Linked DNA regions of Homo sapiens: region 2 is linked to region 1. The links are chromatin loops, found by intact Hi-C in ENCODE. Cell type or tissue: heart right ventricle. All regions are shown on one strand. Each heading gives the region's core, and the rest is flanking DNA. Links, peaks and the distances in the headings are about the cores only. Region 1 has its middle 110 kb from the start of VPREB1. Region 2 holds the start of LOC112267890 (a long non-coding RNA gene).

Region 1 (9,062 bases), core at 2,451-4,950:
ATGTAGCAGCTGAGCTGGGAGGAATGTGCATGACCCACACCATGGTGAGAAGGACTAGAGGAAAGAGGTCACTAGGTTGAGGCCCTGACCTTGTCCTTGTGATGGAAACCTGACAACAGCCTGCAGCTGCGATCAAGCATGTCACTCTCCTCTTCTCTCTGGAAAGCTCATAGGACTCAGGACTCATTGCTGCCCTTCCCTCTTATTCAGTGAGATTTATTTGAACCATCACTTTTCACACCTGGACAGAGACCTGCTTACTTTCTCTTGAGCAAAAGCACTAAGGGTCGGGACAGAGCACTGTAGAGCACATGGGATGATGCCCTACACACTCAAGGGGCTGCTGTTACTGCTGTTAAAGCTCACGATCAAACCTCCCAGAGCTCTGTCAGAAACCATGAGACGGGAGGTGTCAGTGCTGAAGTAGCTGATTTGGGGGCACACTGATTTGCAGTCTGTGCAGTCCTGATTTGGAGGTGTGGGACAGTGAGGGCTGAAGCCCAGCATCGGCAAGAGGTTCCTGAGGTGTCTTTATGTGCCAGGGTCCTTGTGACCACCTCAGTGATGTGTGGGGGTAAAGGTCAATTGAAAAGCTGGAGAGCAGTGGACAGGCAGGATTCTGTGTCTGGGTGAGGGACGGGATGTTCAGCTCCTGCCCAGGCATCCTTATTTACATTTCTGTTTACCTCTCTTCTTCCTTGTCTCCTTCCCAGGGCAGGGTTGCAGGGCTGTTGTATCTCCGCTGCTCTTTCTCCATCACAAAGAGAGCAAGAGAGACAGGTTATGTGATGACTAATTCCCTCTTCACACTCAGTTGTCTGATTGTCCTTAGGAATTCTTCCTGAGGATGGGAATGTGCTGTTTTATTTCTCCCTTACAGTGAGATCCTAGCCATTTGTGAGGCCAAGGAGATTGACCCCATCCTGTCGATGAAGGATTATTTATAACACACATGGTCAAAAAGAACATCATCAACTTCTGCACAAGTCAGTCCATTCGTCAGGGTTATAGAAGTGCACGTCTCTCAGCTGTCAGCAATGGGCTTCAAATCCCCAGGATGACTAACTTGTCAGGATGGGATCATCCACATTAAGATGTTTCTTTACAGTTAGTGACTCTATTCACTGTGTTTCCCCTGCTGAGATCCAACCTCTATGAGATTGTTTATTGGCTGTTTTCTGTCTTGTCATTGCTGAAAACACTTCCTGGCACTAAGGACAGACTCAATACATGTTTATTAAATATGTGAGTTCACCTACATTGGAATCCCAGGAAGAGGTACAAACCTGAGGTCAAGATAATAATTTTTTTAAAAATTCTGAATATTTTGTGTTTGAGATTCCAAGTTCATTCAATGGAAGATACTAAGTAATGACTTTTGCCTTTGGATTTGGTTAGCAGGAGAAGGATATGGATATAAAAATGCAAATATATATATCACACATACCTCCCCATGGCCCAGAGACCTGAAAGCCCAGCTGGTCTCTGCAGCTGCCAATTGCAGCCTCTGTTCACTCATTTATGGTCTGATTGTCATGGATCCATATATACTGGATCCCATGGGTTCATGTGGAGAAAGTGGAGAGGATGCGATGGGCTTTCCCAGTCCTGATAAAAGAAACCACAGGAAGCGAATAGATCATAAAGCAAATTCTGGGGACAGAAAACCCTCGAGAGCAAATAAACTGCTAATATGGGTGAGTTGGGAAAATGTCTGGCAATATTTATATAACTAAGAAACTTTACATTAGATATCCTTCCTTCACAATATTCATTACGGAGCTTTAAATCATCCATATGATCAATGCAATTCAAACATTAAACTCATCAACCCCAAGTCCCATAGCAGACTTTGATGAGGAAATTCTTGAAGGAAGAAGGATGGGTTTGTGAGCTCTGTGTCCACAGAAGAGATATTTCTCCACTAGGAGAACTGGGTAAAGCCAATAAATAATTAGGAATGTAGATGCCCAACTGGACTATATTCTAATCCAATATGCAATGCTGTGAGTCCTGCATCTGCAAATTGTTAACATTCATTGTGCTTCCTTCAGTTTCCCAATTACTACAATAAATTAACTTTAGACATGGATGATTACAGAACAGATCAATTAATGTGAGAGTCCTTGGAATGTGTTGCTTTAATCCACAAAAATTACGGAACACTTCAAATGTATATATTTGTTAATTTATGTACCAATTGTATTTTACTGCTTCGTTGATCTGTTGTAAAAATCACCCAGTGAGGGAGTAAGCTGATGGGTAAAATGGGTTGAAAAATTAAACAAGATGAACCACATTGATGATGGTCAAATTTGGCTGATGGGTGCAAACAATTCATTAGAAAAGTATCTGTATATTTGTATGGTTCAAAAGTTTCCATGCTATCCAGTGTTTAAAATATCCTTGTTTGTAACTGTTCTGCTTTTAACCGGTGTACAATGTGGACAAAATGTAAGCTTACACTCTGACTTTGAGTAGAAGCCCATCTTCTCCCAACAGGCAGAGGAGAAGCTGGTGTGGAGAACATGGAAAACACAGGAGCTCAGGGTTTCCCAGGACAGAGAAGCGAGTGAGCCTGGAGCCCTAAAAGCAAGGGTGGGGCTGTGAGTTGGGCTGTGGGTGTGTGCAGGGGCCACAGTGTGAAGGGCATGCTTCAGAGGCCACAGGATTTGGATTTTATAATAAGAATGATGAGTTACTGAAGGGGTTTAAGCCAGGTAGTACCTTCCCTGCCTCATCTATATGAGAGGGATCTGTCTCCAAATGCCTGGAGGAGAGCGTGCCTGAGAAAAGTGAGTGATCCTGATTCTAGATTATTCACTAAAGCACCTCGTGAGTCTAGAAACCCAAGGGCCATTTGCACAGTTAGCACAAGAGTAGACGTGGCAACATTGAGAAGTGATGGTCTCTGCCTTTGTCTCCTCTGGCATTCAATACTTGCAAAAACACTTCGCAGGTAAAATAAATACTGATATTTCAAATAACCTGAAAGCATCCAGTAAAAAAATAAAGGTGGCAATATCAAGATACAAACAAATTGTATAACATTTAGGACAAATCGTTTACCAAAAAATATGACACGACTGTGAAGAAAGTGACGTTTTACTTAGGGAGATAATGGCTAACCTCTTAAAACAGAGATATATGTCACACTGTGACAGGAAAGTCTACAAAATCTCTTAATGTTCCTACATCACAAAATTGAGTCAAATCTCTATAAAACATATGAAACCATTAGATGTATAACTTTTGCTAAATTGCTGTCTTTAACATGTATTGGATCATTTATTTTTCCTGGAAAATTCTCATTCTTCACTGTCCTTTTGAACAACCCCAGCTGCCCTTCAACCCAGCTCCTCAGCTGACCCATTTTTCATGATGCCCACCCTGATGGCACATGTGGGCAACTCGATTTTTCTAGAATGCCATGCAGGGGTGCTGACAACTTTAAAAGTTATATATGTACATGGCTGCACATCCCACAGACCAAGACTACTTCTGGGAGTGAGAAATCACAGTAATAATGCACAGCATGATAGAAGCAGTGTCTGGGAATCAGACCATGGATATGTGAATACAGACAGTGACTGGAGAGCTGCAGAGACCAGCTGGGTTCTGAAGTCTCTGAGCTTTGGGAAAGTGTGTTTCCTGGGACCAGCGTCGGATGTTGTGGGGCTGCCCTGTGGTTCTGACACAGCTGCTCAGTAAGGAGCATTCACTCCAAGAAATCCAGGCCTTGAGGCTGGGCCCTGTGCTCACTGATGGACACTCGGCAGCTGTGTCCCCTCTGGCCTTGCAGAGTTCCCTGAGCAGGGACCTGTGTATCGTCTCAACAGGTGCTTCCTCCCAGGACCTTGCAAGAAGAAAAATAAACCTTCCTCCTGCTTAGTCTGCAGAGTGAGGTGAGCTGCATCCCCAGGTCTCAAGGAGGGGCCCGGCAGTCCCTGGGTGGAAACACATTTGCATGAGCAGCCCCTCCTCTGCAAGGGTGGGAAGAAAAGGAGGCCTGGGGCAGCCCAGTCCCACTGTGGGGTAAGAGGCTGTGTCCACCATGGCCTGGACTCCTCTCCTTCTCCTGTTCCTCTCTCACTGCACAGGTAGGAAAAGGCCTCAGAGACCAGGGTCAGCCACACAGCCTGATTCTGACTCTCGTGTCAAAGATCACTAAAAAAAATATTACCTTGGTTTCTGCCTTAAAGCCTATAAATGCCTGTGTTTCCAGGTTCCCTCTCGCAGGCTGTGCTGACTCAGCCAACTTCCCTCTCAGCATCTCCTGGAGCATCAGCCAGACTCACCTGCACCTTGCGCAGTGGCATCAGTGTTGGTAGCTACAGGATATACTGGTACCAGCAGAAGCCAGGGAGTCCTCCCAGGTATCTCCTGAACTACTACTCAGACTCAGATAAGCACCAGGGCTCTGGAGTCCCCAGCCGCTTCTCTGGATCCAAAGATGCTTCGACCAATGCAGGGATTTTATTCATCTCTGGGCTCTAGTCTGAGGATGAGGCTGACTATTACTGTATGATTTGGCACAGCAGTGCTTCTCACAGTGACACACACAGATGGGGAAGTGGGACGAAAACCTCACCCTGATCTGGGTTCTTGTTCTGTAACAGTTTTTAAATTTTAAAATAACCAGCCAAGGGACAAACTAAATTTGGAAATAACTTTCTAGTTGTAAAAGGCTCTTCTCTCAATTTCCCATCCATTCTTCTGAAGTCTCAGTAAAACAAAACCAAACCAAAGCACCTGACGACCCTGAAGTGTTGGCTGGTTGTCCATATGTGCTAACACCACTGCCTGCGGAGCTGGACTTTTGTTCTTGAAAGAAGCAAAATGAGGCTTTCCTAGCTCACATCATGGTCAGAGCCTGGGGACATCCTAGCAGGTGAACAGTCCCCTACAGCATGGACTCTGCTCTTCCAGTGTACAAGCAGAGACCTCCCCTTCCATCCCCACTAGTCTGTTCTCAGGGCTGTCTGAGGCTCACTGTGTCCCAGGAACAAGGCACTCAAATATGAAATGCTGCATGAGGACACAGGTCAGGGAATTGCAGATATAGTGCTGACCTGGCTCAGTACTGGGTACCTGCATTTCAGTGGAAATGTCAGGAGATGGGATTACGTCTGAGGGTAACTGTGGACCTGAGGCCGGTAAACCTCTATGTAGGACTTGAGAGAGTCAAGGGGAGGCTCCACCATGGCTGAGGCAAGGCTGAGGCTGCTCCTTGGCCATGGGGGAAGTAGGTCCCAGGGATGTGACTTTCCTGCAGCTCATTCCACTCAGGACCACGGGGACTGCTGAGGGTGGGTTTGCTGATCCCTCAGGGCCTGTGTTCTCTTCTCCTCTATTGCACCATTGGAGGTTCTCACTGAGTCAGGTTCTAGTAGTGAGTCTGTGGAACATCTGGGTACAGATACTGTTTGCTTCAAGTGACTCCTCCCCAGGAAACTCTTGAGAAGGCCCCCATCTCAATGTCACCTTTTTCTGCATGGGGAGCAGCAGAAACATTGGGCATTCCCTCCCAGAAAGAGCCCCTAATTTTGTGACTTAGGACATCAGTGATTGTCCCTCAGGGGTCCAAGCCTGATTCTCCTGCTCTGGGTTTATTCCCACAGCCTCCTGGACAACTTCTGCGCTCCAGCCTGAGGACTGGCTGGTTATCAGTGTCACACAGCTGCATCCTGACTCCATGTTACCAAGGGTTCCTATTCCATGGGGAAATGAGAGAAAGATCTGCCCCACTCATCCTGTCTCCCCATCCCTCCTTTATCCCTGCCTGTGACCAACACCAGTTCATGCCAAGACTTTTACTGTCACTTGTGTTACTGAAAGCAGAGCAAGGGTGCAGGGATGATAACTCGTTTTCTTACTGGTCTCCCCAATGGAAACAGAATCAACTTGTTTCTAGAAGCAAAAGGAGCTGTCCACACATGGTGGGTGTGGATGAGGTGGGGATGACAAGAAAGAATCCAGCCAGTGTGACCCAGAAGTCCAGGAGCCTTCAGCCTGGTCCCACAGGTGTCCTCTCCTTTTGGTGCAGGTGTGCTGATCATTTCCTGAGCTCTGAAACTGTGGGAAAGATGACAAGAAAGGAGAATCCAGCCTGTGTGACCCAAGACCCATATGTGAGAGCGGAAGTCTGACACTTAAGAAAACGTGGGCTCAGCATTCTGAGAGGTCTGGATCTGGCTCGGCCTAGAGCTGCTCTAGAAGAGAAGCAAGAGAAATGCTCAGCCTTAGGTGGCCCAGGCACAGTGGTCCTGTCAAAGGTCTGAGCTCTCTGCAACATGGATATCCTGCAGAGACATCCTTGGGAGGCTGTGATCCTAGAATGATGTAAAAATGCTAATGGAAGTGAGCAGGGGATGGTTTATGGAGGAATGAGGAGATGGGTGTGGGGTCAGATGTGGTAAGGAGGGTGCACCCTGAAGAGGAGACTGTCCATTGTGACTCATAGGAGAAGGATGCCCGGGGCCTAGGGCAGTGACAAAAAGAGGACCTGGAAGGACCGGCACCCTGAAGACACGTAGAGACTGGGGTTTGGTTTGTCTGTGAGGGTTCCTGAGGAGAATCACATAAAAAATCCACAGTCAGTGTCTTCTGTCCAGGGCTCACTGTCGCAACTGTTGCCCCTTCCTTCCAGATCCTCTGGGTGTCCAGGTTCCTTAGCCGTGGATCTGCTCCTCTCTCTGCCCTCAGCCTAAGAGCTGATGGGGCATCCACCAGGAAGCGCATCCGTGGGCAGGGAGGAGGCCGTGGGCAGCCTTCTCCTGTATGTGAGACACTGCTCAGCCTCGGTGACCCCCTGTTCATTAAGGTGGGAGGAAAGGAAAACAAAATTCACTGTGAACATCTATGCATCATCAAAGAAAAAGCAATGAGAAGAAACAGGAAGTGAAGCCCAGCTCTAATAGTTTATTTCTACTTGGAAATAAATAAAACAATATGCCTGATGTGTTATATAAACACAATAAACTTTTTATAAAAACTATGAAAATTATGTAAAGGAGCATGGCTTACACTAAAAGGAACATTTAAAATAATGACACCCTTGAAATGCAATCCCAAAACACAGCATCCATTTTATTTCAGTTACATATACGGACTGGTTTTATTTAAATGCCTGCAATAAATCTCACTATTTTGTTGTTTAAATGGAGCATTTAAAATCTCATTGTGGCCAGGCGCGGTGGCTCACGCCTGTAATCCCAGCACTTTGGGAGTCCGAGGTGGGCTGATCACAAGGTCAGGAGTTGGAGACCAGCCTGGCCAACATGGTGAAACCCAGTCTCTACTAAAAAAATACAAAAATTAGCCGGGCATGGTGGCTCGTGCTGGTAATTCCAGCTACTTGGAAGGCTGAGGCAGGAGAATTGCTTGAACCTGGGAGATGGAGGTTGCATTTAGCCGAGATGGTGCCACTGCACTCCAGCCTGGGCAACAGACCAAGACTCCGGCTCAAAATAAATAAATAAATAAACAAACAAATAAATAAAAAATCTCATTGTATTGCAACTGCCTGATGATACATTCACAAGTATAAATATCAACATAACCATCCAGCTGTTTCCCTCCATCCACGTAAAATTCCCCAAACAAATATTTGTTAAGAGTCCAGGGTGTATCATGCCAGAACTCATGCAATCATAAACACAATCTATTTCATTTTTCATTTTGATTAACAGAATTATCTTTTTTCTTAAGATTATTGTTTTTAGTTTATTAGATTCTAGATGTCATTACAGACCAAAGATGAATAATTTTCATCATCTTCAAGCCACCCCCACAAGACTCACTACTGAATTTGAACCATAATTTTTCCCTGGAAATCCTAGTTGGGGTGCTCGATGCTAAGAGCTATCACATATCAGGCTCACCTGAGGACAGACTCTGGTCGTCAAACCAAGTTAAAATTTTAATTCTTCCCATGTTCAAAGACTGAACATCTTTGCTCTTTTTGCTCATAAGTGAAACACTCCAAAGACATTTGCCAGGATCCCCCACAGACTGGCATTCAGTGCTTGGAGGACAGACTCCTAGGCAAGATCCCTGGTCACAGTATCCGGATGACTATGACTGCAAATCTGGGGAAGTAGAGGGAGAACAAAGATTTACCAGAAAAACCCTCTGGGAATTCCTCCCCAGGGCATCCCAGAGGGAAGAGCTCCCTTTCTCCTCAGCGCAGCAGGATCCACAGAGGAAGTGGAGCCCTGGCCACCAGGGAGGAGTCACATGAGAGGAGAGGACCCGGTGTCCAACACTGGTGGGGAAGTGAGTCCATGGGGCCGGTCCCCGCTCTGGGCTTGATCCTGAAATAAAAGGACTTTGTGTAGACATCACCTGAGTCCTCTACAATGTACAGCCAAAGAGCCATAGACAGATTCACTCCTGAGGAGTCCAGTAGAGCGTGAAGACTGCCCTGAGGTCACAGGAGGGAGACACAGGTGCCACCTTACTGGGCCGGGACTTGGGAGCGGGGGCAGTGGCCAGAAAACAGGGCGGGGCGGAGGCAGCGGTGAATCTCAGAGGCTCTGGTCACCTGATCATAGAACGGTTTGCCTTAGTCTGGACACTAGGGGGCGCTTGGGGACCATTTCTGAGAAGACTTGGGGTAATCAGAGCAGAACCAGGCACCTGCCCTGCCTGATGTCCTCTGCTCAGGGCTGGCAGCTGTGTCCTGTGTCCTCCCCACCCCCTGGGACCACAAAGCTCCACCCCTGCCACACCCTGACATACTCAAGCCCAGGAGCCTGACCCAGGGCTCAGGGTGGGGTCAAAAACCGGGGGGATCTGATTTGCATGGATGGACTCTCCCCCTCTCAGAGTATGAAGAGAGGGAGAGATCTGGGGGAAGCTCAGCTTCAGCTGTGGTAGAGAAGACAGGATTCAGGACAATCTCCAGCATGGCCGGCTTCCCTCTCCTCCTCACCCTCCTCACTCACTGTGCAGGTGACAGGATGGGGACCAAGAGAGGGGCCCTGGGAAGCCCATGGGGCCCTGCTTTCTCCTCTTGTCTCCTTTCGTCTCTTGTCAATCACCATGTCTGTGTCTCTCTC
Region 2 (9,062 bases), core at 3,359-5,858, 340 kb after region 1:
TATTTGTGATCAATATTCTCATTGTGTCTCTCTCAAGTCCCTGAACATCCTTGAGCATCTTTCAAGACCCTGAGTCACAACCTGTGAATTAGGAACCTCTGCCCATCTCTTGGCAGGTGACATGAGCCAATTGCACTGCTTAAAATTCTACTTTAATGAGAATGTTCCTCCAACACTGCTGTTCAGGGATTCTCAGAGGCCAGGTGGAGTACTAGCACTGTCCACACCAGTAGTGGCTGCATGTCCTGCAGAAAACTCTGTAACCCCAGCCTAAGTGCCTCCTCCTAGGCAGCTGATCTCAGGGAGCCCCTCAGGACGTCAAGGCTGTAGGTTGAGAGGAAGACATGGTGCAGGGCTCCGGTCATGTCTATTTGGCCAACTCTTCATGAAACTTACTTGGGCCTCGTGACCTAGTCCCTCAAGTCACAAATACATCCCTGCCATGTGATTGAGGAGCTGCTGGAAATGGCCAACCGGGACTGTGGTTCAGACCAAACCTAGCATACTGGCAACTTGGGTCACATGGTGAGCTGTGTGGCCACAATCACACAGAGCCTCTGCTGAGGCCCAGGAGCCTTCACAGTCTTTCTCAAATGGAGCTTTCTGCTCATTCAAAAAAATAAGTAGAGGGAGGCTGGGACCCCAGGACCACTTAGACCACGCACATGATCTTGTCTGATTATTCTGAATCCTTGCATGCTCAGCTATGCATTATGGTAACCAAGCCACAGTGTCTTTGGCAATAAAATGCCACTACTTGGCCCCCACCTACCCTGGGATCCCCTCAACCACATCTTGCTACCCAAAACAGGTTTCACCTCCACTGAGAGAAATTTATTTTTATATTGAGAAGATGAAAGATTAATTATTTCAATTGTGAAAATTTTATAGGACAGTAATGTGAAAATATTTTAAAAGACACTTTACGAAGAGTGAAAGACCTTCCATTAAACCACTCAATATATGACACTGTAATTGGCCTACCCAAACCCTAAGTTCAGCTCCGGGTTGGGACCTTCTGGGAATGGACCCTTCATCCTCACGCCCTCCTCTCCTCTCCTCTCCTCTCCTCTCCTCTCCTCTCCTCTCCTCTCCTCTCCTCTCCTCTCCTCTTCTGTCAGCCCTGTGCCTCCTATGTGCAGAGACAGCTGGTCTCAGTGTTGGTGGCCCTGGGACTGACAATCATGAGCACATACTCTGGAGATAACCTTGAGATAAACATGCATTAAGGAACCAGCAGAATCCAGGCCAGTCCATGGTGCTGGTCATCTAGTATAACAGCAACTGACCCTCAGGGACATCTGCCCAATTCTTAGGCTTCAACTCAGGGAACATGGCCACCATGACCATTAATGGAGCCCAAGCCCGGGAAGAGACTGACTATTGCTGAACTGCAGATAATAACAGTGGGAGCAGCTGGCAGGGACTCATAGTAACACAGAGAGACAGGGACTAGCCACAGAACTGTCCCATCTCGGCCTGGCTCTCATTCTCAGCTGCCCTGTGAGCAGCTGAAGGTCAGGCCTCAGGGTCAGGCGTCCTCTCTGGTCTTAACCTGGCCCCTGCAGGGCTGGTGATTCTGAGCAGCTTCTCCATCCTCTCAGGGCCTGCATGTGTCCAGTGAGAAGTGAGTGGACAGGGGGAAGCTGGTTGGAGCTGCAGGAACCTCTGTCAGGTTTGTGGTGTACATGAAAGGTTTAGGAATCCACACAACATCACATGGCCCCAGATGTAATCACACATCACACAGGGGAGGAAAGAGCTGTCGCAGAGGGTACAGTCCTGTGGAATTTCTCTTTTCCTTGGGTATAAGCAGCTTAGTGGAAGCTCCAGAGGCTGTGTCTCCTCTGGTTTCCAGATGAGTTCAGTTGACCTCCGCATTCTAAAGGGGTGCCTGAGGCCTGAGGAGGACTGGAGACCCAGCCCCTTTTGGCCCCAGGGCCCTTTCTGTGCTGACATTTCACAGAAACTGAAGAGGAAGAACAGACACTACCTTTCATCCCACCTGGGGACTGTCTTTGGGGCACGCTGAACTCCCATGGCCCCCAAAGTCCCATCACCTTCCCCAGGTAGGTCAGACCTGACTGGATGTCCCTCTAGTGCCCTGATAGTGTGGATTTTATCTTTGGGCTCTGGGCTGCTTTCTGAGGAGCTCACTAAGAACCCTTGATGCCAAGTCCAGGACCTGCCCCTCTGCTCCATGTCCCAGGGGCTGCAAGCATGACGGGAAGGTCCTGCTGGGTGAGGATGGTGCCCTTTTCCAGAAGAGATGTCTGATTCCAGTCTCTAGGGCCAGGTTTGTTGGGCTTTTTTTCTCACTTGGAAGGTCTCAGTCTGCTTATTACCTTCTTTAAAAGTACAATTGGTTTAATCGTGAAATCATGTGCATGCACTAAAGTTTACAGACTATGGTCATCAGCACATATGTACACTCTTTCTGGATGGGACAACTGTGGACACGGCCATACTGGGGTCTCTGTCTCTCTCATTATCACAAGGGAGGATACCAACAGCTCTCTCCTATGCAGACCGTAGTCATGTTTCCCAATTGCACAAGAATGTCTCTTACAGTTGTTTAATTTCCTTCCCAGCCAGGACGCTTAAGTTTCCCATGCTGATACTTGGTTGCTATTTCTCTCTGATCCAACATTTTTCAAACAGTATTGCTTGCAACCCAAGGCTTATGAAACACTTTACCAAAAGTTCCACAAGAAAAGCTCAAGTTTCTCATGCACCGTTGGACCAGGTTCATTGCGTGCAGTAGGACCTTGCTCAAGTGATGAGTCCATTTGATGTTTTCACCATCAAGGTGAAGGGTATTATGACTTTTGGGCACTGAGTTGATAGAAGGAAGACAGCAGCTGATGATGGCCCTGCCCACCGATGTGTGTGTGTGGGCAGGACCTATCGATGGATTTAGAAGTTGAGGGAACTGTTTATTCTGCAGATGGAATTTCCAGCACTGAATCTCCACCAACCAGACACTAGCACTCAGCAGGTGCTCTGTAAGAAGAAGCCCTTCACTGCCAATCACGGCCATTACACAGGTGAAGGAGAGGATGATTTTTAACAGCCATTGACCCTCACAGTAAACTGAGGTCAAAACTCTGGTACACAAAGTGACTTTGAGAGAACAGGCTGAGGAAGCAGGTTAATTAGTAGCAGAAGGCTTTGCCGAGAGCAGGAACAAAACAGGGTTGGTGAGGAACTAGTGATGCCATGGTGTGGAAGGAACAAGGCCTGTACCAGGAGCAGGAAGGGGCATGGGAAAGACCACACTGCCACATGTGATGAGTCAGCACATGGAAGGCACAGCAAATGTTGCACAAAGGTTTTTGTGTAATAACCTGGCAAACAGCTGCTTCTCTATCAAGATTGATGAGTCAAAAAATGTTACTGATGCATTGCTGTCACATGTGAAGGTGTGTGAAGAATGGTGACATTCAAGGAAACCTGTTCTCTGCAGACACCTACCCACCAGTACAGCAGACACCCCAGCTATGCCAAGGGCTTTGTCTTCCTCTGGGGTAAGAGCCTGGGAACAACAAGTTGGCCCCTGAAAGGGGTGCCCCATCATGCGCTCTTCATGGCTGAGTTAAGTGGGGAGCTCCCAGAGAACTTTCCAGTAAATGGTCAATCTGTTTGTTCTGGGTGCATTGAGCATGACCCAGGATCAATGGAAGTGACAGAAGCTTAATTTCCCCAAGGCTGCAAGGCGGGCACTGGGAGGACGGCTGAAGCAGTTTAGCCACCACCCCCTAGTGGCTCCAGCCCCAGGTAAGCAGGGACAGTTGAAGGGCCTGCCTGAGCCCACCTGTGTCTAATTAGTTCCAGCATCAGCAGCTGCATCCTGTAGACCACCAAGGAGTGTGTGTGCCCAGCCCCTCACAGATCACCTGAGCATAAACAGGAAATTCTCCTTCTTACACCTGACTGCACCACACATCTGCCCCTTGCTCTTCATTTACAAGACGCTATCACATCAGACACGGACTGATCTGAGTCCCGGGTTCCCTCAGGTTTCTGCTGTCCTCTCAGATCCCCACACACAAAAGACTCTTCACCACAGGGCGTTGAGCCAGCTCTTCCCCAACACTGCCTCTTACAGGTTACTCTTCTCCAATATGATGCGGGTTTGATTTCAGTGTTTCTACATATATACTTTTGTATTTTATTGGGTAAGCTGAGCCCCTTGTACCTGATCTTGAGTCAGGCAGGGGCCACACAGAGAAGAGGTGTTCCTCCCCTGGGACCAGCAGTCCTCGGATCAGGGCATCAGGGACCTGAACAGCAGGTTCTGAATCCACACCTAGACCCAGGAAGTCCCTGAGCCCCCAGCCCACAGTGTGGAGCGGCCACCAGGGGGAAGCAGAGAGTTACCTGGCAAAGCCACCTGGCGATGGGGCGGGCCTGGGTGACAGGGAGACGCTGACATGCAGCAGGAGCCAGTGACCATGATCTCACACCTGGAATGAAAGGGTCTTTATTTTCATAGAGTATTGTCCTTGTGTACTTGACACTCATGTAGAAATTCTAGAATAGGATTTTACCTTCAGCTCTTGCAGATGCTGCCTCTTTCTCTGCCACAGCTCCAGGCACTTGACTTCTCACAGTGCCCTCTCCTCACACACCCAGTTGTGCTAAAATGGTGTCCCTGCCATGTGCAGTGTCCTCCCTGAGGTCACAGGTGTCCCCTTTATCTCCCCTTTGCTCTGGGAGCCCCTGTCCTGCAGACACAGTGGCTTCTCCTTTCCTGGCTGCTCCTCCACTTTCATTGTCCCTGGTCTTTCCGGACTCTCTCCTGGGGAAGCTGCCAAATCATGGCTCTTGATTTCCTGGTGAGTCACAAAATAGTTGCTCATTAACCTTTAGTTGACTTAAGTTCTTAATCATTGATACATTTTCCCCAACAACTGACGACAACTTAGTTATAATAAACATTCACTTCTGGGGGTCTTGGAGTTTGCAGCCCCCTCTCATTCTCTCATGGAGCAAACATTTCCTTCGCCTTCTCATCTGTCTCTGATCCTGACAGCATCCTGGAGATACTGAGGCACAGCAGCTATGACCTACCCAGGAGCTTGCAGCCAAGGCAGAAACTTCCATCACCTCATGGATCTTCCAGCACTCTGTGTGCACTTGACAAATAAGAAATTCCATTGTCCTCTACCACTCAGGAGCTGTGCCCTGCGGTGGGACCTGCACCTTTCCAAGGTGTGTGTTATCATCTGCACAGTGGAGATGAAGAGGGAACCTGCATTGGGTTCTGGAAAGTAACATCTAAAAATATATTTAGACCTGCAACAGAAATCTCCTCTCTAACATAAAATATTTATGATCAGGACACACTGAGAGGCCTAGACCAAAATTAAGCACTGCCCTCCTGAGCCAGGATAGAATGGAGGAGGGGACTGGGGACCCCAGATAATTCCACAGTTACCAGCATGACTCTATGATCACCTCCTGGACCAGATCAAAGATCATCCCATATGAAGGACTTCATATTCCTTAGGAAATACAAAGTCACCTCTGAGCTCTGCTGTGACCAAGTGAGCCCAGGAATGAGGCTGAGCACAGTGTGATGTGGAGATGTCTGCAGAGAATATGGAATCAATTGATAAAGGAGATCCTGTGGGCAAAGGGTGGGAGGGCAAGGCCACCCCTAACCTCTTTGGGTCCCTTGGGGCTGAGTCCTTCTGGAAACCACAAAGCTCCTCCAGCAGCAGCCCCTGACTCTGCTGATTGGCATCACGGGCTGTTCTCTCCAACAAGGGGTTAAGAGAGACCTGGGAGGAGCCTGCCCAGCCTCAGACTTGAGAAGCAGCATTGGAGGCACTTCAGCCATGGCCTGGCCCCTCTTTTCCTTGGTCTCCTGACTCACTGCCCAGGTGCTGCCCCCAGGGTCTCACCCACCTGCCCAGCCCCAGGCCTCCAGGTTCAGCCTGGCCATCAGTCTGAGCTCAGCAGGGCCCTGTGTGTGGTGGGCAGGATGCTCGTGACCCTGCTGCAGGGGGAGGGGCTGGTTGGGCTGAAATGCCCCCACTCTGTGCTCCTGTGCTCATGGGTGCCCTGAGAGCTCTTTTATTCCTGGGGCTCACTCCAGCCCTGGCAAGTAGCAAGATATCCTGGGGTTGAGCCTCTCAGTTTCAAATTTTTTATCTCCCCTTTCCTTCTTGCAGGCTCTGTCACCTCCTGTGAGCTGACACAGCCACCCTCAGTGTCAGTAGCTCCAGGACAGATGACTAGGATCACCTGTAGGGAAAACAGTATTGGAAGTAAAAGTGCTTAATGGTACCAGCAGAAGCCAGGACAGGCCCCTGTGTGGGTCATCTATGGGGATAGCAGGCGGCCTTCAGGGATCTCTGAGATTCTCTGGCTCAAACTCAGGGAACAGGACCACCCTGGCCATCAACAGGGCCCAGGCTGGGGACGAGGCTATTACTGTAAGATGTGGGACATTAGGACTCCTCATCCCACAGTGACAGAGGTAGATGGGGAAGTGAGACACAAACCCCTTCCCCATACGTGTCACTCTTGTCCTCCAGCCCAGGAAGACTGTGGACAAAGCCATGAGCATGGGTTTCCCAATTCACCTGGATCTGAGACCCCCCAGGCTGCCCTTTCCACAGGCCCTCCAGGCAGGCTCTGCAGAGGGGACATCAAGACTGAATTTAGGGCAGAGGTGACCAGGATATATTGAGGTTTGGGGGACTCAGTTGTGATTTGGGGAAATGGGGCCAGAATGGAAGGTCAGGCCAAGGTCAACATCCTTAGTTGGTCTCTGGATTTCCATAGGGGGTGAAGGCCAGTCCTTGGGCTGAATATCCTGAGTCAGTTTCCAGAACTGCCCAGCTCAGGCTCCCATGGCATCCTGCCATTCTCTGAAAAGGGCCCTGGCATGCCAGGTGCTCTGGGTTCTGAGGGAGAGTTGGAATCAGATCCTCCTGCAGGAATCCAGGGTCAGGAGAAGCAGCCTCACCTGACACAGGGACCACAGATGCACCCCCACAGGGTGAGCTGCAGGATGGATGCTGCTCATCTCCAATCCTCACATCCTATGCAAAAAATCATTCTTTTCACCCCTCCTTCAGTGTATCAAAGTTGACACTTAAAAAGCCTTAAGAGCCCACTCTTGTCAACAGAAAACCCATTCACATCTCCATCAGCCACACAATCTCCACAGAATGATTCTTCAAAAAACGATAACAGTAGACATGAAAAGGTATCTAAAATGTTACATAAATAATTGAACTTAGATTACATATGAAAATGATACTATTTTTGGTATGCTAGGTAAATAAAATATATTATTTGGACTCCTTTACTTTCTTCTCTTTGTATTTCTAATGTGGTGACTAGACATTGGGATTCCAATGAGGCTCACATCATATTGTGATTGAACAGTGCTGGTCTGCACCTCTTCAGGTAACAGGGGCTGTGGAGTGACCTGGTGCAGGAAGCCCCATCTCCAATCATAGGACATCAGTGTGAACCCAGGGAGAGGCACTGGTGCAAGAGAAATGAGAACAGGAGTGTGGACCATCTGCTTGTACAGGGGACTGAGCCCTCACTTTGAGCCAAATAAACTTTTTTTCTATTTTCAATTCTGAAGAAGAAGACTTTCCTGGACTTCTTTCCGTTTTCAGATTTGTGCCCCTTCAGGTTTGGCCTGTCTGGATCCCAGCCAGGGGACACCGAGGAAATCCAGGAGTCTCACACTGACTCTGTTGTATTTCATCTGCTGGGGTCATCCCAAACTGCTGCGTATCGTTTCCTTTCCTGGTGCTCAAATAGCTGCTCCATGCACTTGTCACGGTTTCATAGCTCAGTCTAGGTGGGAAGACAGGATAGTGTATGTTATAATATTTAAATGGAACCTGAATCCATTCATTGTTTTTGTTTTTTTGTGTTTTTGTTTGTTTTTGTTTTGTTTCGTTTTTGAGAGAGAGAGAGAGTCTTGCTCTGTCGCCCAGGCTGGAGTGCAATGGTATGATCTCGGCTCACTGCAACCTCTACCTCCCAGGTTCAAGCGATTCTCCTGCCTCAGCCTCCTGGGCAGCTGGGATTACAGGCCCCCGCCACCACATCCAGCTAGTTTTTGTATTTTAGTAGAGATGAAGTTTCACCATTTTGGTCAGGCTGGTCTCAAACTCTTGACCTCAGGTGACCCACCTGTCTTAGCCTCCTAAAGTGCTGGGATTATAAAGGTGAGCCACCACGCCCGACCCAATAGTTTTTTTAAAATATGAAATGTTAAAAGAGTTTTGTCATAGGCATTGGGAAAGGTGAAAATAGATTAAAAACATTTTAAGAAAAAAACCAAAAATGTACTTGTAGACTGTCTGTGTGTCTTCAGTGTTGCAGGGTTCAGAGAGGTCAGTTTTATGGTTCACTAAGGAGGGGCTAAGATGGAGGAAACCAAGAAAGCCAAAAACACACATCTCTGCCACTCAAAACATAAATCAAAGTAAAATGGAAAAAATCTTTCAATAAATCATTCCCAATAAATATCACTCTGGTGCACATAGAAAGGCCTGTTAGCAAACTTTCCCTTTCCCCTGCTGGCTCATATCCCCATGGATCACCTGTGTGCAGAGTGGACTCTGTGGTCCCCATTTCTCAGGCTGAGAACCAGAGACTGGGAAGGACAAGTCACCTGCTCATGAGTGGGAAGGGCAGGATTGGGAGCAGCTGGCTTGGGTTCAGGACTGTGGCCCTGGTCGGTGCTCTGTGTCCCTCCAGAGGGTCCCTCCCACATGTGCCCCGTGTGGATGTGGGTGCACTGCCTGGGGTGGCTGATGTGCTCCAGGGATTCGATGGTGCAGATGCTTCAGCACAAAACGTGGAGGTGGGGATGGGATGAGGCTGCAGCTGGGGAGACCAGAGACCAGCGCCACCCAGCAGAGGTTTCCACGGGGTGGGCAGCCCCATTTCCTGACAGTAGAGACAGGCTGGAGGTGGGTGCCAAGCAGAGGGCGCTGTGGGGTATGCCCAGGCCTAGAGAGTCACAGAGACACAGGCACTACACAGCAGAGGCACTGAGGGCCAGGAGCTCACTCAGG

The links. Peaks named below come from ENCODE experiments on the same cell type or tissue, not always from the same donor. Only the 100,000 strongest peaks of a DNase experiment are listed, where the experiment ranks them.
Region 2: a loop joins it to region 1, with 8 times the contacts of the local background. A loop is called at or near these places in 2 of 110 quality-filtered maps.

The regions. Positions count from the first base shown.
Region 1 is chr22:22,348,886-22,357,947 of GRCh38, forward strand. It overlaps IGL, IGLV5-48 and IGLV1-47. Among named protein-coding and RNA genes, the nearest start is that of VPREB1, 110 kb to the left of the region's middle. RefSeq lists a silencer at 8,676-8,775. In heart right ventricle, for the core only: no CTCF peak of the experiment used is centred there; no DNase peak of the experiment used is centred there; H3K27me3 peaks cover 1,360 bases.
Region 2 is chr22:22,688,597-22,697,658 of GRCh38, forward strand. It overlaps LOC112267890 (a long non-coding RNA gene), which reads right to left and starts at 5,418. Exons shown (of 3, transcript XR_001755447.1): 1 at 5,074-5,418; 2 at 4,551-4,835; 3 at 4,160-4,481. It overlaps LL22NC03-102D1.18 (a long non-coding RNA gene), which reads right to left. Exons shown (of 3, transcript XR_001755442.1): 3 at 7,233-7,830. It also overlaps IGL and the pseudogene IGLV3-24. RefSeq lists enhancers at 4,230-4,279, 8,730-8,849, 8,910-9,062. In heart right ventricle, for the core only: a CTCF peak has its summit at 4,366 (motif pointing right); no DNase peak of the experiment used is centred there.